Regions from separate parts of the Mus musculus genome. Here region 2 is linked to region 1. A link is a loop called in an ENCODE intact Hi-C map of the cell type or tissue named here. Cell type or tissue: heart. All regions are shown on one strand.

Region 1 (8,000 bases):
TGGCTTTAGTCTCAAGGGTGTGACAAATCATACTCTTCTCTGAAGGGCCTTGTTCAGCACTCATTGTCTAACTCACCCTCTATTCTTTTCCTTTTCACCTGAAGTGATAGACTGTACCACTGAGAGATGAGTGGACAAGACACAACTAACATCTGTCCTTAAGCCCCAGTAATTCCCAATCTACAAACTCTGGTAGATGAAGTCACGTGGTACTTGCCCAATGAGGTACATGGGATAAAGTCCGAATGTAAACATTTTTATTTTCAATGTTCAGCTACCTTTAATGACCCCCATCCCCCTTGAAGGGTAGGTGCAGGCAGCTAGGCATGTGTTGCCGCAGTAAGCCTCCAGGGGGTAAACCTTCCCTTTAAGCAGAACTTTCAGGAATTGGAGGAACTGCCGAAGGAAGGGAGAAATAGTGGAAGACCTAGATTCTAATTAACTTCTCATCTAATTAACTGTGCCACCGTTCCTCTGTGGATACGATGGAGACTCAAAGATAAAAGGGCTGAGCTGAGGATGGCAGTGGATCAGCAAGTTCACAGGATCACCTTCATTCCTGAGAGTTTTAAAGAGAAAAATAGTTATCACAGGAACATGATTTAGTATTTGTGAAAGGAAACTGTGGCCTTTGTTCAGGTCAGTTGGGTGTATTTGCTCTCCACAACAACAAAGAGTGTTCTCATAGATCTGTCCACCCTTTCTCATTATCAGCAAGACCCTGTTCTGAGGTGCTTGGTGCCTCACCACTGGGTGGGCAAAGAGGATCCAGGATCATCAGTACAGTGAGTGGTTTTCTTGGTTGTTTTCTATCATCACTAATGGCTGTTCCTTGCCCAAAACAGGGCTTCAGCCTGACTTTCGTTTCTTCCAGGTCTTTCAGTTTATGGATTCTGCAGCTGAGTGATTAGCTTATCCTTTTTCCCAATGTTTTCTTCCACCATAGTGAAATTCTGCTCCAGAGAGTCTACATTTTGAGATAGTGATACATTCTCTTGAAGTTCTCATTCTGGTGTATTTTCTTACTCTCCTCTTAACCTACACCCCCATGTTTTAAATTCTAGGACACAGAGCTGGTTCAGCCTGCAGTTCATTCTTTCACTTATGTCTCCTCCCATTCCTTCTCCTGGTATAGTTTTACATCCCACAAAATACCATTACCCAGACAAGCTATAGAGGAAAGAGTTTATTTTGATTTCTGATTCCTGAAAGATAAAAGCCCATCAGGGACTGTGTCTCTGGAGAGGCATAGCTGCAAGTGGTAGGCATAGTGATAGGAGGGGGAAGCTGAGAACTCACATTCTCAATTGCAAGTGCAAAGCAGAGGGCAAACTGGAAGTAGCGTGGGACTTGTATTCTCAAAGGCCATTTTTCCTGCGCCATCTCCTTGAAGTAAGGTACCTCAGAACTCCCAAAGCTGTGTCACAAATGGGGAACACGTGTTCGAATACTGGAGCCTCTGGAAGACATTTCTTGTTCAACTGACCATAGTGTATATTTATCAATATGTATGTATATATGTATGTATGTTTACAACTGTCTGAATGTATGTTTATATATATGTGCATATATATATATATGTGTACATATGTGTTTATGTATTGTGTATATCCACAAGTATTCGTATGTATATATGCATTTGTGTATACATATTTTTGTATATCTATGTGCTTGTTTATAGGTGTGTATATATGCATATAGGTATATGTATATTTGCATCTGTGTGTGTTTGGTGCAAAATGGGGACAACCAGGATGCTTTGCTGAGGCTTATGCAATGAGTTAAAAGTAGACAGAGACATGACAAGGATAGTATACATTTGAAGGAAGAGTGAGGTTCAATATGGTCAGATCTGAGGGAATGTTTCTTAATACAGGTGTTATGGTTTGCATGTAAAATATCTCCCACAGCCTCATGTCTTTGAACAGTTGGCCCCTAGATGGTTGTGCTATTTGGAAAGTTGGTAAAACCTAGAGGACATAGTCTTGCTGTAAGAAGAGGGTCACTGGGTGGGGTCTGTGAAGCATTATAGCTGGGCTTCTCTCATTTACTCTGTTATTTGACTATGAATGTAATGTGACAAACTTCTCCTGCTCCTGCCACCATGCCTCTTCTGCCTGATGCCCTGTATTCTCTGTCATGATGGAGTATATCCCTTCAGAACTATGAAACAAAATAAACCCTGTCTCCCTTCAGTTGTTCCCTGCAGGGCATTTTATTACAGCAACAAAACAGCAACTAAGTGGCTGTGTTTTACAGCTGTCTCCCAGTATGCTAAATGTTCCACCCAGAAAATGATAGTTGTGATATCTAGTCATCAAGAGATATGAACACAAGTCTGATACCATTTCTAAAGACCTATGTAAAGGACAGGGTTGTGAGACTGGGTTAAACATAGTAAGAGTGACTTCATTCGGTGCCATTACCACAGCTACATGAACCATTGCAATATCTGTTTTGCAGAAAAAGAAAAAATACAAAGGGCTCAACTTCTAGATCCATGGCCCCACCTAGAAATTTATAGTAAGGAAAATATGGTGAGGGTCAGAGAATAGAAGATTACTAAAAAATAACATTAAGGGGAAGAACACTGGAACTAAACCTACCTAAAAGCAATCTTACTGAGGGCAGTCCCAGCAATTAGATGCTTTTTCAGGAATGCTGAGGGCATCAATCTGATCAGGTATCAGTGATACTCAGATAATAAAGGTGATCTGATATAAGAGACCAGAGAGTTGATGGGCTCTTGTTAACTAAATTTAAAAGCAATTTTACTAAAACTGAATTTTATGAGGAAATACTACCAATAAGTATAGCGGATAATTTAAGAACATAATGAGAAACATATTAAACATAGGCTGGAGCTATGGATCAGTTGATAGAGTGGTGGACTAGCATGCAAAAGGCCCTGCAATTCATAAACTAATTTTGTAGATGGATACCTGTAGTCCCAGACCTGAGATATGGATGCAGAATGATTAGAAGTTCAGGGTAAGTATGGATTATATAGTAGTGAGTTTGAGGCTAATCTAGGGTACATGAGACCCTGCCTCAAAACAAAATAAATCAAACAATGCAACCTCTAGTTAAAGTGTTTAACTGAAGCATCTTTTTGTCATCATTTGGAAGGTACCAACCTCCTGATGTGAGAGAGTCTAGAAAGGCCTGTTGAGGGGATATTGGTATCTTGGTAGTATACCACTTGGTAGTATTTCACTGGAAACTACTAGAGTCTCAGAGTGTGAAATGACAGAATTTAATTAAGAGTGCCTAAGATAATACGAAAGCTACTTTTTCTCTGACTATAAAGGAGTGGACAGGTTGGACATGCAGAGAAGAAGGTATTGCAATGATCCTCCAAAGTGAAAGACAGCAAATTATTCTGACTTAACTACAAATGTACTTCATGGAGCAAGACAAGCGATTAGATACAGGGTTCCAGGGGAAGAGAGAATCAGGAAGGGGAGAGACTTCAGGGAAGAGCTTAGAGTTCAACCTTGAGTCTGAGTGTTGCAGCTGTGTAGCCTACTAGGACAACTTTGGCTTCCAGTACCTACTAAGAGCTGCCACTGCCAAATGAATGTAAGGGACAGTATCTGAAAGAATTTTTTTTAATTTTGATTGTTTTAATTGGTTAGGGTCTGAAGTATACCTGTCTGACCTCAAACTTCCTATGTAACCTTGAACTTCTGCTCCTCCTGCCTTTACTGCCTGAGTTCTGAGACTACTGACTTTGGCCACCACACTGTGTGTGGTGCTGTGGACAGAATCCAGGGATTTGTGTATGCTAATCAAGTATTCTACCAACTAATCCCCAACCCAGCCCTTAAGGCTATCCTTTGTCTTTGAAACAATTGTTCCTTTAATAAGTTTACACAACCCTTAAATTACCCTTAGCCATTTCTTCTTCTCTTCCTCTTTGTTTCTTTTTAATTTTTTCTTTCCTCTATTTTTTAAAGACAGTTAACAGTTAGCTGTCATCATGTGAGGGCAGGCCAACTCCTAAATTGAGATTAGCCCGTTCATTTAGTGCAGGGACTGAGCTTTTAAATAAAATATTAGGTAATGGATGTACCAGGAACAAACTAAAAAAGATGCCAGCTTTTCTTACTGATTTCAGTTTTATCCTCTAGTGTCTCCCACTGAAAGAAAGTCATGAGGCCACATGACCCAGCACTGTGGGGCCAGAACTGGGCTTTGCTCTTCAGGGCTCCAAATTGTTCCCTTAAGTAAACTGAATTACACCACAAGCCGGTCTCATCACTGAAGGCTGCACAAGAGCTTCTTGTACCTTTTTAAAAGGCAGAAAGTGCCACATAGCCTTTCAAAGTGCTAACAGCCTGCTTCCTACAGCCATCTGCATTGGCAGACCCTGAGAAGCAGAGCAGGGCAGACCCAGATGGAGCAGAGCAGACCCGGGGGTGGGGGACAGTGTGTGGGAACTGGTGAAGGCAAATTCTGTCCACGTGGGAGCCAAGCCCAGTCCAAAGAGATTTCTATCACATGTTTTCTTTCCTTTGCCTGTGTTGACACATTTCTTTCTGAAAGCAGCCAGAGATTTTAATGGGTGTTTTCATAGAGTGAGTTCCTGACCCCTCCCGGTTCAACACTAGGGAGCTTTAAACAGGATGGAAAATGAACACAAACAGGAATATGTTGGGAAGATACAGTAGGGAAGAATTCTGTGGCTCCCTGTGCCAGTACAAATGCCTGCTTAATTAGAAAAATCAATCTTGGCTGTCCAGGTGACAGATAGGAATCCTCTTTTGGAGGTGAGAAAGTCCAGTCATGGTGAGATAATTTTTTCCCATTACTAAAGGCAGCCTAATGTATGTCTCTAAGCAGTTTGGCTTAGAAGAACTTGTTAAAAACCACCACATTCCTCCTCCCGTTAATTGAATCTTGGTGAAGCGGGGGAGGGAGAACGGGGCAGCTTGCATTAAAAAAAAAAAAAAAAAAAAAAAACCTCTTTAAAGATACCCAAGTTCTGAGAGATGATTTCATAACTGTTATCAAAGGAATGGCAGTGTTTTGATAAGGACCAGAATGGAAACTGTCTGTCCATGCTTATAAAACACTAACTTGAGAGGTTTTGCCTTGCTAGAGAAAATGATTGAAGATGTTGAGTCATCTGCTCTCTGTGACAGACTAGAGGTCTAGGATTCTCTCTGGATGGATAAGGAAACAGCAGCCCACAGGGCTGGTGCACTGGCAACCAAATCCGAATGAGTGTGCTTGCTTGGATGTCCTTTCTCAGGTGCCTTCTGCTTTTTGCTTGAGATGGGAGCACTCATTTGTCTAGTAATTTCCAAGTAGGCAAAACTAATTGTTCAGTGAGCTGGGTATCTACCTTCCACTATATCTCCTTTCACCATTCACTGCTGAAGTAAAAAATGTACACTCTACACCCATTTTATATGGTTTTCTTATATGGGTTCTGGGGATCTGCTTTGCCAGTTGATTCTGGGATTTCAGAGTTTAGCCTGATCACAGCTGCATGTATAGTGACTCCAAGAGCCAGAGAGTAAAGTTGTCTCTCCCCCAGGTCTCTCTGTATGTCCCAGACACCTCGTGGATTCTTTAAAGGAGGCTATGATGGCACCTGAGCTGGCTGTTTTCTTTCCTACTACAGTGTGGGTTTCTGTGACAGCCTTGGATCTCTTTGAGTAGTTGGTTTAAGCTCCATCCAAGACACAAGGTTCACAGCACGTGGCAGTGGAGCCATACTTTCCTGCTTCTGGACTGATTTGCCTCCAGTCTGAAATGTAAAACACCTGTTTTAGCTGTGGCTCCACTTCTGTTTTCTTGGTTTTATTTATTTATTTCTTGGGCTTCCATAATCCTGCCTTTGTAGCTTTTTCTCCCAGGGTGGTTTCTACTGAGGGTTCTTTCTGAGAGAAAAAGCCCCTAATAAAATGCCCAATGCAAAACTATCCTTTGAAGAAATTTAGAAAGCTCCTTGGCTTTAAAAAGAACAAATACAAACCAAACCTGGAAACAAACAGACCAATGCTTCCAAAAAGCCTACCCTCATTGCTTAGAAGGTCTTTCCATGGATTTTTTTTTGTTTCTTTGCCTTCAATATCTCAATTGTTCACTGTGATTCCAGTGATTCCAGGCCTTCCCCCAACCTACACTGGCCAAATATACTTGAGCTAAAGAAAAAAAAAATGTTCTCTGGTTTCATTGAAATCTTGCTAGTCAGTCGTCACGTGGATATTCACATGTGGATTCCATCTGTGGTGTTGAATCATTTCTGGAGAGCCCACAGCTGAGACGGAGCTCATTCATGACGTGAAGCCTGTGGTCCTTATCCCTCTCTATTTTAGGAAGCCAACTGAGTACAGACAGGAGAGGAAACTGGATACTGTCTACCAGGGAATGGTTGGTTAGATTATGAAGCATCTTAAGGTGTCTCTGTTTTCATTTTAGGCATTCGCTTCAGCTTAAAGCATTTATTATTTGATGATACAGGTTTTAAAATAAATCCTTGAAGCGGGACCCAGAGAAGATAGCAGCCTTTATTCAGTTACCCCCACCAAGGGGAGGTGGACGTATAGAAAATGTCTGGCTCTTAAAGGATCCGTGTGTTGTCTTCTTTGGGACACCCATGAGGTCTGGATGAGGTCTGAAGGTCAGTGGGGTGGTTTAAATGGAAAAGACAGAACGACAAAAGATGACCAGGATGACAGAGATTGTCCACGAAACACTGTGTATGTTTAAAGGAGCTAAAGGGATCTGCAACCCTATCGGTGGAACAACATTATGAACTAACCAGTACCCCGGAGCTCTTGTCTCTAGCTGCATATGTATCAAAAGATGGCCTAGTCGGCCATCACTGGAAAGAGAGGCCCATTGGACTTGCAAACTTTATATGCCCCAGTACAGGGGAACTCCAGGGCCAAAAAGTGGGAGTGGGTGGGTGGGTGGGGGGGAGGGTATAGGGGACTTTTGGGATAGCATTGGAAATGTAAATGAGGAAAATACCTAATTAAAAAAAAAGTGTAAAATTCCAAGGAGAAGAATACAACTCTGTGTGAGCACCGTGGACTTCTATCACTGCTTGTGTGGATGGAGCCAAAGGTTTGGGGAGAGTATGATGTTTCCTAAGCCAATATCAAAACTCCATTTCCTTAGTAACCCTGAGGAATCATCTAATGGTTCTTTCTGATGAAAGAAAATCTGAGACTTATCTTGTGTAGGAAATATTTGCTAACATCTCTAAAGCTGGCAGAAGACCCTTTTGTTAAATTGGAATTCTCTCCATCTGTGGTTCTCACCCTTACGTGTGTCTACCATATACTGCAAGCATGTACTACACACACACACACACACACACACACCCCAGATAAGTACTTCCAGATAATATTCATCAGTTTTCTGTTTACTCCTTAGTTGTAGCTTAACGATAGACTTCTGTTGAATTAAGTCATTCCAGGTAACAATTGTACATTTAAAGATTCAGACAACTTTTCTTTAGAGAATTTTGTTTCTTAAAACTTTGGTTGATATCACACTGACGAATGTAGGCTATTCCTGAAAAATAAAATGAGGGCTAAACAGCCCACAGCATCACCCATCTACAAAAAACACAGTCCTTCTTCCCTTCATCAATTACATTTATAGTTTTTTTGTGTGCCTAACTTGAAAAATTACAAAGGCAGCTCATGAGCATGCCATATGTTAAGTACAGTTATAGATGACATGTGATTTTATGTTTATTTCTTCAGTTACTCTCTTCTTAACACCAATGAATGTAGTAGCACAGATAACCCTGCACCGTCCTACAGATAAGCAGATATATTAGTAATCTATCTATCCATCCATCTATCTGCCTACCTACCTATCATCTGTCTGTCTGTCTAGATATAGATATAAGCAAAGAGATATTAGTGACATATTCAGTGCCATACAGAGACATTGATAGGGTTTGATTTACCATTACTGGGTTCGAAAGCCCCCTTTTCACTTATACTATACCACATTGTGTTTCTTAGTTA
Region 2 (8,000 bases), 52 kb after region 1:
TGACAGAGGGAGACCGCTTCCCACAGTGGATGGCACTTTCTGTCTATGGCAGAGAGATAAGGTCCAAAGGAAAAGGTGCTGCTTTTTTCTGCCAGCCCCTGCTCCTGGGTGGTTATTGTCTGTTCTGCTGTAGGCATCCTCCAGTGACGTTACAAGTCAGGTTCTTATTGGCTCTTCAGGTATCTTCTAGACTTTCAGCTCTCTGTTGGTGTTGCTGAGGCTTCCAACATTGGGGACTGGGCAGCTACCAGGCTCCCAGCCTCTTTCTCATGTACAAAGCTACTGTGGGACTACCTGGACTATATTGTGAATGCTAGTCAGATAAATCCCCTTTGTAATGTGCATTCTATCTGTTCTGTTTCTGTAAAGAATCCTTACCAGTACAGGAGTCAGGTCAGTTTCCATGATGTATGTGTCCAATGAAATACAGTTTATGAAAATCAGCATAGTTGTCAGAAAAACAGAGTTTTTTTTTTTTTTCTTGCAAAGTGACAATGAAATAGAGATGAATGACATTGTCCATGGGTTTTGCTCTTTTCCTGTGACTTGAATTGGCAGAGGGGTTGTCATGGTAACTGGCAGGGAAAGTACACTTAGAAAAAGAGTTTATCTTTTTGTTGCATATAGCTTGTTTGCATATGTATATTGAACCAAGAGATCAAACAGTGAGTTAAGCATAGGTTACCAGGCTGAGAAAGTCAAAGAATTGGTTCCTGGGACACGAAGTCATAGCTATTGTATCTGCAGGCATCTTGTTCAGTACAGCAGTGCATTTGCTAATTCTAAGTTGCATTTTGCTTTCTCAGTTCAACATCTTTCAGCATATGTTCTTTGGTGACCATGTCTTACAATCACTGTTGGCTAAGGGTGGTCCTGACCTAGCTGTCATTTCCTGTGCATGTGTCAGTGTGATTGTTACCTCTGTGATGTGAATGACGACTAAATCTCCTTTGCCATTCAAAGGCCCAAGAGGAGGAATTCTGCTTTCCATCTGACGATCTCCTATTGACATCTTCTCAAATGATCTGAAAGCACCACCATCAAGTCTTGCATAAGGGTCAGTCTTTGAAATGATTTCTGAAACATGGGCATGGTAGCTCACACCTCAATCTTCATCTTTCAGAAGCTAAACAAAGGAAAATCAGGAGTTCAAGGTCATCCCTGACTACATACTGGCTTTGAGATTATCACTGGCTTTATGAGACTCTGTCTTTTTTTTTTTTTTTAATTACGTATTTTCCAATGCTATCCCAAAAGCAATGTTGTTGCACCTATAGGGTTGCAGATCTCTTTAGCTCCTTGGGTACTTTCTCTAGCTCCTCCATTGGGGGCCCTGTGATCCATCCAATAGCTGACTGTGAGCATCCACTTATGTGTTTGCTAGGCCCCGGCCTAGTCTCATAAGAGACAGCTATATCAGGGTCCTTTCAGCAAACGCTTTCTAGTGTATGCAATGGTGTCATTGTTTGGAGACTCTGTCTTAAAAAACAAATAAAAGCAAATGCATCCAGGAATTGAGACTACAGAACAACTGTACAGTGAGAAATATGATTATTATAGTTCTGGATTTAAAATTTGACTCTAAAGGTTTGGTTATGAACACATTTTGGCCATAGTAAGCACTCTGGTTGGTGGCAATGGTAGATAGAAATTAATTATATATAACACTTACACTATAAATACCTAAGTAAGTTCCACATCTTTCCTCCAATAGATACATAGTTTCTTCTCATCAGAGAACATTGTGTCAGTTTAATTGGCAATGCTCTTTTCTTTTCTATGTGGTGGATAAAAATAATGGGCTATGTTTCACATTTGGTGAAACCAGGAATGAATTCCTCATTGTGGCAGTTCAGACTCAGCTTCTGGCCATCAAACACATGCAATGCTATGACTTAGACTTTGTGAATATTTTATAGTCATCATGTTTTTCCTTCCTTGTGGATTTAGATCTATAAAGGGAAAGGGGTAGTAGAATGCATGCTGGTAGCATCATTAGAGGAAAGGGCCACCAAACCATGACTAGACATTGAGGTTGGGAGAGGTCTAGAAAAGAATAACAATGTGTCAAAATTAGGGTATGCAAGGCTTAAAAGCAAGGAAGGCTTCCCTTTAAAACCTGGAGAGGAACCTCATAACACTTGAAGCAAGAGTAAGAAAGAGAGCCATCAAAGGATGACAGGGTAGATCCAGAAAAGAATCTTTAGAGAAGTTCCTTCAACAAAGAAAACATCAGGCTTTTATAAATTTTTGAGGACCAGGAATGAGGTTAGTTAAGTATCTTAAAAAATTATGTATGTGTATGTGTATGTGTATGTGTATGTGTATGTGTATGGTGAATATATGCCTTGAGTATGCTGGTGTCTATGAAGGCTTGAAGAAGGTGTCAGATTTCCCTGAAACTGAGTTCCAGATCATTGTAAGACACCATGTGCCTCCAGGGACAATAATGTCGATCAACTGGAGGAGAAACATGCTCTCAACTACTGATCCATCTCTCTAGATCCTGGAGGGATGCCTTACATCCCTAGATTGACTTCCTCATAGCAGATGAGACAAAGAGCCTGGAAAAGCTAAGTATTTGTTAAGACCATAAGTCAGGAGCTGTAAAACCACAGCACAGAACAACTTCTCAACTGTCTCCTAGAGGATTCAGGAGGAATGGCCTGATTTCTTCAGACTGGGGTATCTGTCTTCTTAAGAAACTGTCGTCTGGATAGGGCAGGGCATGGTCTATCAAGTAGAGCAGGTAAACCAGAAGAAGTAGGCAAATTTATCTTCTGACTGCATAGTAATAGTTTGGATATAAGGGGCTCAGAGACACTGTTTTCAGAGTTTTGCAGTGTGGTGGGTGAATGGAACAAGGGTCAACTTGTCTATGTTAGATCTGAGAACATGTGAGTCCATCCTCTCTTCTGGAAGGCATGTCTAGTTATAATGATATGGTAAGGAGCAGTTATCTCCCAGAGTGAAAATGTGCCTAACCTTTGACTCACAAACCAGCTTACCTGGCTACTCTTGTCGTTTAGTGGCGCCTTCCTCAGATGCTTTAGCTCTGCACGCATCTCTTTCCGTGCTCTGATTATTGTGGGTTTAGGATACACTTTGATTAGTCTGTGGTAAGCTTCTCACATAAGCAGGAATCTGAGAAATTGCCCATGGCACACGGTTTCATTGCTCCAACTTGGCTGCTGACTCTTTCATCCTTTAGCATCTAATTCCTTCTAAACAATAGCCTTAATTACACCAGCCATTTCTTCAACAGCTCTAGCTCTGCTCTTCCTGTGTGCCTTATCTCTTTCCCTTGTGATTAAATACCATGACTAGAAGCACGTCAGGGCAGAAAGGGATGATTTCCTCTTAGGGTCATAGTTCACCAACCAGGAAAGCCAAGCAGGAAATCATGGTAGGATCTTGAACAAGAAACCACTGCTTACTGGCTTGATTCCCTGGCTTGCTCAGCTACTTTTTAAAATTTATCCCAAGCTTACCTGTGGAAGGATAAACTGCCAATAGTGGGCTGAGCTCTCCCACACCAATTAGCAATAAAAAATGCCTTTCAGACAGACATTGCCACAGGCCAGTCTTATGGAGACACTGTTTAACTTGAGGTGCCCTCTTCCCAGGTATGGTGACAACGGAAGATAAGTAGGCTCCTATGTTTCTTCCTCATACACAAAATGTGTGGCTTGTAATCAGAGAGCATTCCCTATACTTCATTCTTGTTGGGTGCAGTAATTTCATCATTGTTGGTTTTTTTTTTTTTTTTTTTCGGCTCTAAGTAGTAGAGGCTCCAGCCGCTCAGATAGGGGAGATGAGCATTCATCATATGCCAGGCCTCTTCCAGGAAGAGCTGTAGCTCAGGGGGTTTCCTCCCTGGGAGAAAATGACCACTTCTTATTAAATGGCAAGTCTTTTGAAAAGGTTGAATAGAATACTGTTTTCACAAAAAGAAATTCAGCTGTTTAAATTTAGCATCATGGGGGAAAAAAAGCTTATTTTGAAGAGAAAAACAACCCAAGAATAGTTTCTGGCTTTGATCCCACAGTCTGCCTTTTCTGTGTGTGCTGCATGTGTTTTCATTCACTGTGTGCCGCTGCGCTCATCCGTCTGCAAGCCTGGAGTTGACAGCTTTGAGGTTCCTAAGAATACTTGTCACCAAAGCCACATATTTGGATTGTTTTATTGTCAAAGAAGAACCTTACCTTCACATTTAATGTTTATGTTACTTCTGCCTTTTTTTTAAATCTCTTCTTCCATAAATGTGGACACCATTTTTCCTGTATCTGTGGTCATCTCTTAGTAGAAGTTATGTTTGCTTCTTCTCCTAGCATCCCTAAAACATCTAGTTTTGAAATTCAAAACTCCTGTTTTTCTAATTATTTGTTGAAATTTGAAGACCACCCATGTCTTGGTAGTCCTGGGGTACCCCAAGGTTTCTTTCTACATCTGTTCAGTTCTCCCCTGGAGTTTGGAGAAAGAAACTTGTATTGATTGAATGTATGTTTTGTGTTTCTCGGTCCTGCTTTAAGTGTTTTATAAAAGATATAATTCTGCTTAATCCTGCTAACTACCTTAAAGAAAACTATTATTTTCCTTGTTTTCAAAGTGAGGAAACCAAAGACAAAAAGTAATTAGGATATAGCCTGGGGTTATCAAGACAATTAGTGGGGAAGTGAAAATTTACAACTGCCTTTGCCAGAATCTGAACAACTCCCGCCTGTTATGAAAGTCAACTTCACAGCCCTGGACAGAATGTGTTTTGTTTCTCAATTAAAAAATTGTCCTCCATATTGCACCAGGGTATTTTTTTGTTTAAAATTGTGCCAGAGTGTTGGGATTTAATAGAAGGCTGTTTCATAATCTGTGTGAAAGGTTAAACTGGAGGTCAGGTTTTCCTAGGACAAGATAAACAAGATAACGAGCCTTCTAGAGTGGAGTGTGTGGCAGTATGCACTCAGCTGTTCAGGCTTCAGACTGCAGACCCACACCAAACACCATTTATACAGGGTACAATGATCTCATCCTGATTGGTTTGTTCCAAGTGTGTGAGTACGTGTGCGTGCGTGCGTGCGTGTGTGTGTGTGTGTGTGTGTGTGTGTGTGTATTTGGGGGTATGTGTATGGTGGAGGCACAGCATTTCCAGCTTCTTGCTCAAAGTTTTCAGACAGCAAAGTATAAAGAAGTTTGAATTAAAGAGGTAGAATAGGATAAAATGTAAGGGAGTAAGTAAATAGCAGGTCATTGAGCTAGAGTGCCCAAGAGCCTTAGTTATTGTTTAGGGCTTCCTTTTATGGTGCCCCATAGGGGACCATTTGTTTTTAAGGGGCCTGATGTGGGTGGTTCTTTGCTTTTGATTGGCAAACTTGAGTTATATGAGACTTTCTCTGCCATACTTGTCCTCTCCAAGTTGCATTTGATTTAATTCATAAGTATTCAAAATTATGCACAGGCATGAAGTGGTAAACAGTGGATTTTTCCTAAAGTCCACTCAGATAACAATTTGTCTTACTATACATATATTCAAAACCAGTGCAGGTTGGATTGATACATTGCTTGCAACATATTTTAGCATATGTTTGACTATAAAGGAGGGGACCCTGGATAAAGGAAGGGTGGCCACCTATTATGTTGCTTGGAGCAGGATGTCTATACAATTTGATGTAGGTGGGGGATCCCTGACTGTTAGATGCCTTGTTAAGAAGGGCATGCGTGCGCATAGCTCAAGCCACGCACAGACACAGGTGGTTAAACTAGATCCACACTCACCTGCCTTGACTTCATGAGCTTTCTCAGAAATGCTCTGAAAATAACAAAAGCAAGGTGCATCACCAGGATTCATTAAACCCGGACTGTCACTTCACCACAGAGGAAGGGCTGCTGCATGTTCCTTCTAGGACTCCTCACATTCACACTGCTTCTGGGTGTCTGGGATTTAGATGATAAATAGCTGCTCCAAGATGGAAAAGATGAGAAGCCAACTTATTCTTGGAATAGTCTATTACAGGGTAAGACAATCTCTTAAATATTTTGAACTCTTTTCACAGAGGAAGCAAGACATGAGAGGCCAGACCTACTACATCTTGTGACCAGCCTCCACCTTAAAAGAAAAAGAGCCTGAGAACTTGACCAGCAGCTGAATCCGAGCTGCACCCAAGTCCTGGGAAGAACCCCATGGCTTGGCCTTGGCCAGTACCCCAGAGTTACTCCCTTGTTACTTCCTAGCAACAGCTAATCAAAGAGTGGTCTGATTGTTTCAGATGTACCATTTGTTATTGTTCACAGTCTTGCTTCAGAGCACTGTCAGCTTCCAATAGTCATTCAATTAGATGCTTGCTGAGATAAATTGCCCCTCCCTTTCTCCCATCTCCCATAAAACCTTGTCCCGATGAGAATTCGGGGCTGTGTCAGGGTTGACGAGGTACCCAAGCTTGAGTTTGTGACTCTAATGCGATTACATTGTGGTCGGCTCTTTGCTGGTCTATTGGGGTTCATGAACACTTCCTGGCACAACAGACCAAGGATTTTCTAATCCCAAAGATTTGAGGATAAAGGACACAGACCCAAGTCATGATGGCCAAATTAATTGTAGCCAGCATTTTTATTCATGTACATGAACTATCTTCCCATAAGTCAAGGTTCTAGAGGTCATCCTTGAACATGGGGAACATAGGCTTTTATAGTTCAGGGGTAGGACATTTCCAAATGGGGGATTTGGCAGGCAAATAGGTGGGGTTATAGAAGCAGAACGTAATAAGGTAGTCATAACACTGTAGTCATAATAACACTTTGACACAAAGATAGGTTTTCAAAAATGTACCTGAAACAAAGGCTTGGTTGCAATGTGGTTTGAAACAAAGATAAGGCTGCTGTTTCCAGGAAGAGACAGTACAGAACCACTTATAGTAAAAATTGCAGATGAGGCATAGCCTGGTCTTTGAGATACAGAGATTTAATCATAAACAGGAATAAGCCTAGTCTTCATAAGATGATTTTACAGCCTAAGATAGAGGTAGTCAGGTTCATCACAAGAAACTTCAGAACTCCAGGGAACAAACCAACTAAAACATTTGAAAAAAGGAATACGAAAAGTTTTATGTGGTTTTTGACAAATTTGCTCATTATTGCTTTAATGTTTTCTGGGCTGTGAACCGTGATTAGTATACAGATTAGTTCCTGGTTGTGTTGCTTGACTCAGTTAGAAAACATCAATGAATTTTAACCCAAGGCTTAAACTATCTAATAGGAGCAGGTGTTTCACACCCACACCAATCCCTGTTCTTCTGTAACCTCCTCTAGAATTAGAATCAAACTAGAATCTTGGTCCTGTGTAGATCTGAGAGCACCTTAAACCCGGCTTTTAAGACACTAGATACTTTTCAAATGTATAATTATCAGAATTCAGATCTGAGTCTTGTTTCCAGCAATGCAACTAGATGTGCTCAGCCCCTGTCCCTAATAAGGAAACTGAAAGAGCTAACTTACAGTGAAAAACAGAGATTTGTTCAATGTAATCACACTGGGAAGAGAGAAAAAGAAACTGAGCCATTAGAGCCCTAACACAACATTAAGTAGATGGGAAGAACTATGTATAATTCATCAGGTCTTGTTAAAGTGTGGTTTCCCCATCATTGACTCACCATTGTCTGGGCTTCACCAGGTTTCACAAGATGGAATATTTTTTGAAGAGACAAGTTCCTCCACTGGTTGCCCTGAGAGACTCAGCCTTTCTACTTTAGTAGGAGAATCTTGAGGAAATTTCAATGTCCTAGGGGATAGAACAAGTATGTCTTTAAAATATCTTCAGTTCTACCAGAAAGTTAAATGGAATTCTATCTTCAATAATATACTGAACTCAGACTGTCTCCTGAGTGGTCAAAATGCATCAGCTATCCACTGGGAATGCCTCCCTCTGCCTGACATGGCAATAGTGGGGTAGTTACTGCAATTCTGAACTTGTATTTTTTTATTTGCATTTATTTATTTGTAGAAGACTTTCT

What was found. Peaks named below come from ENCODE experiments on the same cell type or tissue, not always from the same donor. Only the 100,000 strongest peaks of a DNase experiment are listed, where the experiment ranks them.
Region 2: a loop joins it to region 1, with 2.2 times the contacts of the local background. A loop is called at or near these places in 3 of 42 quality-filtered maps.

The regions. Positions count from the first base shown.
Region 1 is chr3:21,475,797-21,483,796 of GRCm38, reverse strand. The region is part of intron 1 of Gm31610 (a long non-coding RNA gene); the gene reads left to right. Among named protein-coding and RNA genes, the nearest start is that of Gm31610, 9.9 kb to the left of the region's middle. In heart, no CTCF peak of the experiment used is centred here; DNase peaks (open chromatin) are centred at 4,436 and 6,246; H3K27ac peaks cover 1,096 bases.
Region 2 is chr3:21,423,663-21,431,662 of GRCm38, reverse strand. It overlaps Gm31610 (a long non-coding RNA gene), which reads left to right. Exons shown (of 5, transcript XR_880697.3): 5 at 6,048-8,000. Among named protein-coding and RNA genes, the nearest start is that of Gm31610, 62 kb to the left of the region's middle. In heart, no CTCF peak of the experiment used is centred here; no DNase peak of the experiment used is centred here.